Linked DNA regions of Homo sapiens: region 2 is linked to region 1. A link is a loop called in an ENCODE intact Hi-C map of the cell type or tissue named here. Cell type or tissue: heart right ventricle. All regions are shown on one strand.

Evidence for each region. Peaks named below come from ENCODE experiments on the same cell type or tissue, not always from the same donor. Only the 100,000 strongest peaks of a DNase experiment are listed, where the experiment ranks them.
Region 2: a loop joins it to region 1, with 4 times the contacts of the local background. A loop is called at or near these places in 1 of 110 quality-filtered maps.

What each region holds. Positions count from the first base shown.
Region 1 is chr17:44,597,998-44,601,997 of GRCh38, forward strand. No RefSeq gene overlaps it. Among named protein-coding and RNA genes, the nearest start is that of FZD2, 43 kb to the left of the region's middle. RefSeq lists an enhancer at 1-359. In heart right ventricle, no CTCF peak of the experiment used is centred here; a DNase peak (open chromatin) is centred at 1,588.
Region 2 is chr17:44,663,002-44,667,001 of GRCh38, forward strand. It overlaps MEIOC (meiosis specific with coiled-coil domain), which reads left to right. Exons shown (of 8, transcript NM_001145080.3): 4 at 2,383-2,487; 5 at 3,375-4,000. Among named protein-coding and RNA genes, the nearest start is that of MEIOC, 8.5 kb to the left of the region's middle. In heart right ventricle, no CTCF peak of the experiment used is centred here; no DNase peak of the experiment used is centred here; H3K27me3 peaks cover 418 bases.

The DNA of each region.
Region 1 (4,000 bases):
AAGGCCACCAAGGCCAGCAGGGACCACTGATGACTGCACAGAAGAAGGGGACATAAAGGCTGGGCTGGATTGGCAGTGTGGGAAGAGCAGGAGCAGAGGTTCACGGTGCACACGGCAGTGAGCCCATCAGATTGGCTCACTCCATCCTGACAACTTCTGTCCCCCGACTCCCCAACCCTGTAAATGGGCCCACCTTTCACATTTGAGGACTTGGGGCAAAAGTACACATAAGAGGCCTCAAACAAAATTTCTAAATATTTAAAACATATAAATCAAGCAAACAAACTTAAATAAAAATGTATCCTATCCTCTTACCTTGACAAATATCCTTTCATAATGACTGGAGTTGTGCACTGGAACATGGCGGTGCTGCCTCCACCCTCTGGCCTACCCCCACTTTCCTCTGCTGTGCCCCTGAGGGGACACTTCAGTCAGCCCTGTGGGCAAACTCCTCCCACCCCTGTACGACAGCCATCCCTAGACCACCCCTCAGCCCAAGGGCATGCGCACTTGCAGCTTGGTCGGCCCTCAGGAGGATGGACAGGGCAAAGGCTTCCTCAGGCCTTGGAAATAGGCTGAGGTCACTTGGATGGGGAATTCTGGGGACCAGGAGACGGCCAGGACTGGAGTGAGTCCATTGAGGCCCTCACCCAGGTGCAAAAATGAAGGTACACACATACAACAAAACTCAGTAATAAACATAGGTGATTTTTTTTTTTTTTTTTGAGACAGGGTCTCACTTTGTCACCCAGGCTGGAGTGCAGTGGCGCAATCTCAGTTCACTGCAGCCTCTATCTCCTAGGATCAAGCAATCCTCCCACCTCAGCCCCCTACATAGGTGGGACTACAGACATATGCTGCCACACCTGGCTAATTTCTCTGGTTGTTGGGGTAGAGATGGGGTTTCACCATGTTGCCCAAGCTAATCTCAAACTCCTAGCCTCAAGCAATCTTCCCGCCTTAGCCTCCCAAAGTGCTGGGATTATAGGGGTGAGCCACTGCACCCAGCAGATAGAGATGATACTTTAATGCAATATTTTAAAAATCAAAATTAATGTAAAAATCCATAATAAACAAAATATCAAATTTTTAAAGACAGGATCAGTATTACTGATTTTATTTATTTATTTATTTATTTATTTATTTATTTATTTTTGCCTCAGGTTCCAATAAGATCTTACACAGCTCTGGGCCAGGAACCCAGAGCATGTGTAGAAGGGAGGGCGAAGTGGGCTCTGCAGGCTCTGGGCATGCATATCCCAGGGAATCTTTGCTCTGTGGGGCTGGGAGCAACCAGAAGCTCCCAGAACAGGCTGCAGAACAGGGACCTGTCTTGCCTGGAGCCTCAGTGTGGTATTACAGTAACTGAGAGCTCCGTGAGGGCTTCAGCATCTAGTGGAGTCTCTAGCACTTAGTAGGCCCTCAGTGAGAAATTCTTGAATATGTAAATGAATAATGCTGACTTTTCCAAAATCACCATTGCAGTCATATTCATTACAAGGGTTACTAGGACAGCCGCTCTCAGCACAGCACGCTGGCTGGAGGCTGAGTCAGGGCATGAGTAGGGGCTGGCGAGAGTGGAGACAGGGAACCTGCCAAGACTTAGAGGAGACTGGGCTAGGATCTTGGAACGGGTGATATGGAGGTCAGGGGTCTCAGTGACTCAACAGAGCAGGGTTTAGAAGGCAGGAGGGAGGGGGAGGAGAGGCAGGATTATGGTGAGGGATGGAGGGGGAGGGCAGAGCTGGCTCAGGGAGGACCAAGGGGCAGGCCTGGGAGTGAGCAGGAGTGGAAGCAGGGAAGGGAGTGGTAGACCCCTGCAGGAAGAGCCCAGGGCTCTGGAAGGAGTGAGGGGTGTGGGGGGCATGTTTCTGCTCAGTCAACAGAGGCCTGGAGAATCAAAGGCTCCCAGAAGCCCAGACCAGGTCAGTTCATCAAGGAAGGTTCTCGGCAGCCCTCTCCCCATCCTCTCGGGTTACACACTGGTGTTCCCTATTTCAGGCCCTCGCACTTGCCAATGGCCCAGCCTCTCCTCCCCTCTCCTGCCCCCACTTTCCCCAGGGAGGGACAAACACACTTGATATATGAAGTGTTTCCACCTAGACGCTTGGGAATCCCACAAAGCCTTCAGTGTGTGACAGCCCCTCCCCCTTCCTCCCCCAGCCCTTTCCTCTCCTCCTTCTGTCTGGGAGTCTGGGAATGGCTCCTTTACCTGGGAGTGTCACAGAGAAGGGGGGACATGCGGTGGTTGGGGATGTTCCTGGGCCTCTTAAGCCCAAGATCGGGTGGGTGAATGTGGTGAGTGTTGGGGGCGCAGGGTGATGATCGCTGGCTTCTCTGGCTTCCCAGAGGCTGGAGGGGCTTGGTTTCTATGACTGCCTCTCTGCCCACCCTGCCCACCTCCCTCCTTGCTGCTGATGCCCCATCCACTGGCCCGGGGGAGTGTTGCACACCCCGCTTTCCTCCACATAGGAACCCAGAGGAGAGAGAAAACCAAATTGTCAAATGCTCCCTATGTGCTAGGCATTGTGCTAGGCCATTTTACAAAAATAATCTCAGCTCCTTCCTGGAAAGCTTGTGAGAGTTTACAGCTGAAGACACAGCGAGGCGAGTATGGCACACTGATCAAGACCATGGACTTGGATGGCAGACAGACCCGGGACCAGATCCCAGCTCTTGGCCTCATCAGCTCTGTGAATGGGGCAAGTTTCTTTACCTCTCCTCCCCCAAGCCTCAGTTTCCCCATCCCTAAAGGAAGGATGTACAGCCCTCCACAGAGTTGTTAGAAGTATTAAATAAGATGGGTGTGGTGTCTCACACTTGTAATCCCAGCACTTTGGGAGGCCAAGACGGGAGGATCACTTGAACCCAGGGGTTCAAGACCAGCCTGAGCAACACAGGGAGACCTCCTCTCTACAAAACATTTACAAATTAACCGGGCATGGTGGTGCATGCCTATAGTCCCAGCAATGTGGGAGGCTGAGATGGGAGGATCACTTGAGCCTGGGAGGTCGAGGCTACAAAGAGCCATGATCGTACCACTGCACTCCAGCCTGAGTGACAGAGCAAGACCCTGTCTAAAATAAAATAAATGATATTGGCCGGGCGTGGTGGTTCACACCTATAATCCCAGCACTTTGGGAGGCCAAGGCGGGCAGATCACTTGAGGCCAGGAGTTTGAGACCACCCTGGGCAACATAGCAATACCCCATCTCTACCAAAAATACAAAAGTTAGCTGGGCATGGTGGTGCACGCCTGTAGTCCCAGCTACTTGGGAGGCCGAAGTGGGAGAATCACTTGAGCCCAGGAGGCAGCAGTTGCAGCGAGCTGAGATCACGCCACTGCACTCCAACGTGGGTGACAGAGCAAGACTTTGTCTCAAAAATAAATAAATAAGACATTGTTCATGAAATACCTGGCAACCAGCCTTGGTAGGTGCTGAGATTATAATTGTTGCCACAGTCCCATCCCCGTCTCTGGGCGCTCTCTGCCAAGGTCTGTCTCAGAAGGCAGGGGCCGTGGGCCCTGTGGCATAGGCTTGCCCCTGGAGAGCGGGGTTGGGCAGAGGAAGCACCTGCAGGGGAGAATGCCAGTCCCAGGAGCCCTCAATGGAAGCACAGCGACAAAGGCGATGGTATACTTGACTCCAAGAGCCTGAAGTCAGGGGGCGCGGGGGACACAGACATCCCACCTCCCACCCACAAGCAGGGGAGGATCCCTGACATCGCAGTGGGTGGTGGCTCTGGCCCAGGGCTCCTCCTCTGACTCAAGGAGAAGCCGCAGCTGGCCTTGGGCCACACCAGCCACTTACATGGCCCACACACAACCTGTGTACATCACTCTAACTCCTCTCGCCGCCAGCGGTACAGTGAAGAGGGGAAACGGGAACACGTGGATGTTGGGAATAACGTGTTACGTGTGAATGAGCCAGTTCGCATTGAGCCTGCAAGCGCAGGCACCCGGCACCCATGTGGGGAGTACATGTGGGGTGTATGTGCC
Region 2 (4,000 bases), 65 kb after region 1:
TAGTGCATAAATCTTAAGTTCTTCTTTCTAAAGATGACTTATATGAATGAGTTAAAACTTTTAGATGTTTTTGTCATCCAGTTCTAAATTTTCCATTTTTTTCCTTCACAACTCTACAACAAACAGGGTTTTATCAAACATAAGATATTTTAAATTATTTTTCTGTTCAATTCCACAAATAATAAGGGCCCCCTGTACATCAGATGCTTTTCTATGGGGGATACCAGAATTTAAACATGGCAAATATTATCCTTGCCTTTATAATCTTGATGATGATGATGATGATGATGATGATGATGATGATGACGATAACTAGGATATTATGGGAGCCTATTGCAAAGAGGAGCCCTAAGGGAGTGACATCTATCTTTAATTATATATGGGAGCTATTTATAGAGGCTGATGCCTCATTAGTCTAACCAGGAAATAGTTATTTGTATTTATTAGAAAAGTGTTAAAAAATTAAAATTCTTGGCAAATTCTCTAAAATAATTTTATTAGAAAGTCTACGTAATACATAATTCTACAAAAAACAAAAATATTTTTAAAGTTGATACATGCTATTGAAAAAATTCAAGCCTATTCTCGCTTTTGGCTAAGATCAAGTGAAAAAATTCAAACTTTTCAGAAATATATATCAAGAAAAGTGAAAGTCTGTCTTAACCTTCTCCCCCCGCCACCCAATAACAGCTGCTAGCAGTTTGGTATATATTACATTGAATTTTTTTTAGATATATACTAATACATAATTACACAAAAAAGCTTTTATATTGAACTTTTATGAGATAACACATGTAGTAGAAAAGGTATTGGACTTACAGGGAGACTATTTAGCAAGTATGTAGTAGTTTGGCAAGTCATATACCCTTGCAAAATACAAGTTTCTTAATATCTCAAATGATCATTCATTTATTCAACAGATAATAACGAATGATTACTAATGCTTACCTTTCCAATGTTATGAAGATCAATTAAATATGAGTGTTATGCAAATATAAGGTATTTTATTTCAAAAATATCCCAACACTATGAAATGTTGAAATATGAAAAAACCGGAAGTTACAATTTATTATAAAACAATGTACAGGGCCGGGATTGGTGGCTCACGCCTGTAATCCCAGCACTTTGGGAAGCTGAGGTGGGCAGATCACAAGGTCAGGAGTTCGAGACCAGCCTGACCAACATGGTCAGGCTGAAAATACAAAAAAAAATTAGCCAGGCGTGGTGGCACGCGCCTGTAGTCCCAGCTACTTGGGAGGCTGAGGCAGGAGAACCGCTTGAACCTGGGAGGCGAAGGTTGCAGTGAGCAGAGATCGCGCCATTGCACTGCAGCCTGGGGAACAGAGCGAGACTCCATCTCAAAAATAAATAAATAAATAAATAAACAAACAAACCAACAAATAGATGTACAGGTTGAGCATCCCAATCTGAAAATCCGAAATCCAGACTGATCCAAAATCCAAAACTTTTTGAGTGCTGACATGATGCTCAAAACAAATGCTCATTGGAGCATTTCAGATTTTGGATTAGGGACGTTCAACCAAATATACAAGTATACATTATATATTTGGAGTATAATGTATATTTCCAGAATCCAAGAAAAAAACCTGAAATCCAAAACACCTCTGATCCCAAGCATTTTGGATAAGGAATACTCAACCTGTATTACTTCAAGGAAGAAATTACCCAAAAACTGTAACAGGTAAAAGGTACCAATCTTCCACGTGCTTGTGGTTTTTACATTTTGTATTTAGTCAGTATCAGTCACTAGGTGGATTTCTGGGATAAAAGGAACTCCATCCAGTCATGCTTTGCAAGCATTAGGGATGGCTCCCAAATCTGTTACATTTAAGCGACAACTGCAAAATTGCTGTGGTGTCTAGGATGACCATATCGCATTTCACTTTTTTATCCAATATTAATATAGAGTCACAAAAATAGAATAGAGCATCAGGTTCATATGGTTTTCAAATTGCAAATGAGGAAGCTGAGCAGGTGTTGATGGAATAATGTATAATAAGACAAGACTTGCTTTCAGGAGCAGCTATGATACCAAGCATGTCTGTGACATCATAGATGACAGATTTATATCTTGGTCACCTAAAATGAAAACCATGTGTTGTGGAGAAATAAGAGGTAAGCATGCACTGTAAGTTAGATATAGGATTTGAAATGAAGGAGAAATATTTATGTGGAAAAGACATTTCCACATAAAAATATTTATGTAGAAAAGAAAATATTCTTGAGTTCTAGTCTCTTCTTTATTTGAAATGATGGTGTAGATTCAGTCCACATATTTTATAGATAAAGATGGTAAGGTAGGATAAGTCTGGAAAGAGTAATCAATATATTGTATTTCAGCACGAATTCATTTATTTTTAGGATTCAAACAGAAAGAAATGACTATGGCAGTGAAACAGACTTATATGGACTTGTGTCTAACATTTTGGAAGAACAAGATAAGTCACAGCCATATTTTGCTGAAGGGTTAGTATATAATCTATATAGTATATAACAGGCTTTTAAACTAACATACACTAGTTTACCCTGTTTATTAACTTTTATTTTTACTTAATAGTGGATCATCTGACAGTAGGTATCTTAATTCAAATATTGTTTCAAGGAGACTTGATTTTGCTGAAGTATTTGCTATATAATTGGAAGTTCAGTCTAAGGTTTTGTATAAGGACTTTCATTGAAAAATTATTCTTGCATAATTCAGAGCTATTTCCCTTGAGTTCATGAACTAAAGATTGGCTTAAATAATATAAATTCAAAGGAACTTTTATACATAGATCCCAAAGAATAAAACTCATTACTACTATGCAGAAATACATATGGATTTTATTCATGTGTTAGAAAATTTTGTAATGTTTCAATTGTTTTATTGAAGTGTGGAAGCTATATTACCCAAATATACTATTTCATAAATAGGGAAGTATGTAGCACACATATAACCAATTAAAATATTTTAATTTCACAAAGTTTAAGCAAAACACATTTTTTTCATTAAAAAAAACTGTGGTCAACAATGCTTTTATGTAATAACCTAAGCAAAGGAAAAACTTATTTTCTGCTTACTATAGATAAATAATTCATCTAAGACCATGAAGTCACATATTAGGCCTTAGTTATTGTCTCTTGGGAAAGTACAGCGAAGACATTAAAATGCATATTTATGTAACATACAGCACATTTCATGTGACAGATAATTATCTGGAGCTAATGGTAGCTTATAAAGCAGAGTTGAAAGGGATTAGAGAATGGTGACATGGGGCAAGATAAATGTTTTTGAAGACCTTTTCTCCCTTTTCCACTGAAGAAATAAAGTCTTTAAAACCTAAGTTGTAATTAAATATATTTATTTGTTCTAGGACCTGCTCCTCCAATTTAAAGTCAGTTTGGCCAATGAACACAAGCAGATTTGCAGATCACCATGACCTCTTAACAGAAACCAAAAGGCCAATAGATACAGTCATCTCTCAGCAAGCTTTTTATAGTGATGAATCTGTGTCAGCAATGGAAAAGCAATACCTGCGTAACAGTAATCTCACACCACAACAAAAAATAGATGAACTTCATCATGGATTTACTGGTTTAGATCTTGAAGAACAATGGATGTACCCCTCACGAAGTGATCATTCTAACTGTCACAATATTCAGACAAATGATACAGCTAAGACAACATTCCAAGAATATCCACTTATCAAAAACTGTTTTACACCCCAAACTGGTCTGTCTGATATCATGAAAGAATCAGGAGTTGATATCTACCATTATGGAAGAGACAGAATATGTACTAAAGGTCTTGAAGCACCACTACAGCAAAAAAGGGCAGAGATGTTTCTTTCTCAATTTAATAGATACAATGAAAATGTAGATTATTGTAGATACCCAGAGTATGTTCATCCTAATAAGGCTAAGCTTAATAAATGTTCAAATTTTAGTGTCCAAGATAGCAAAAAATTAGCCAATGGCACACCTGAAACACCAACTGTAG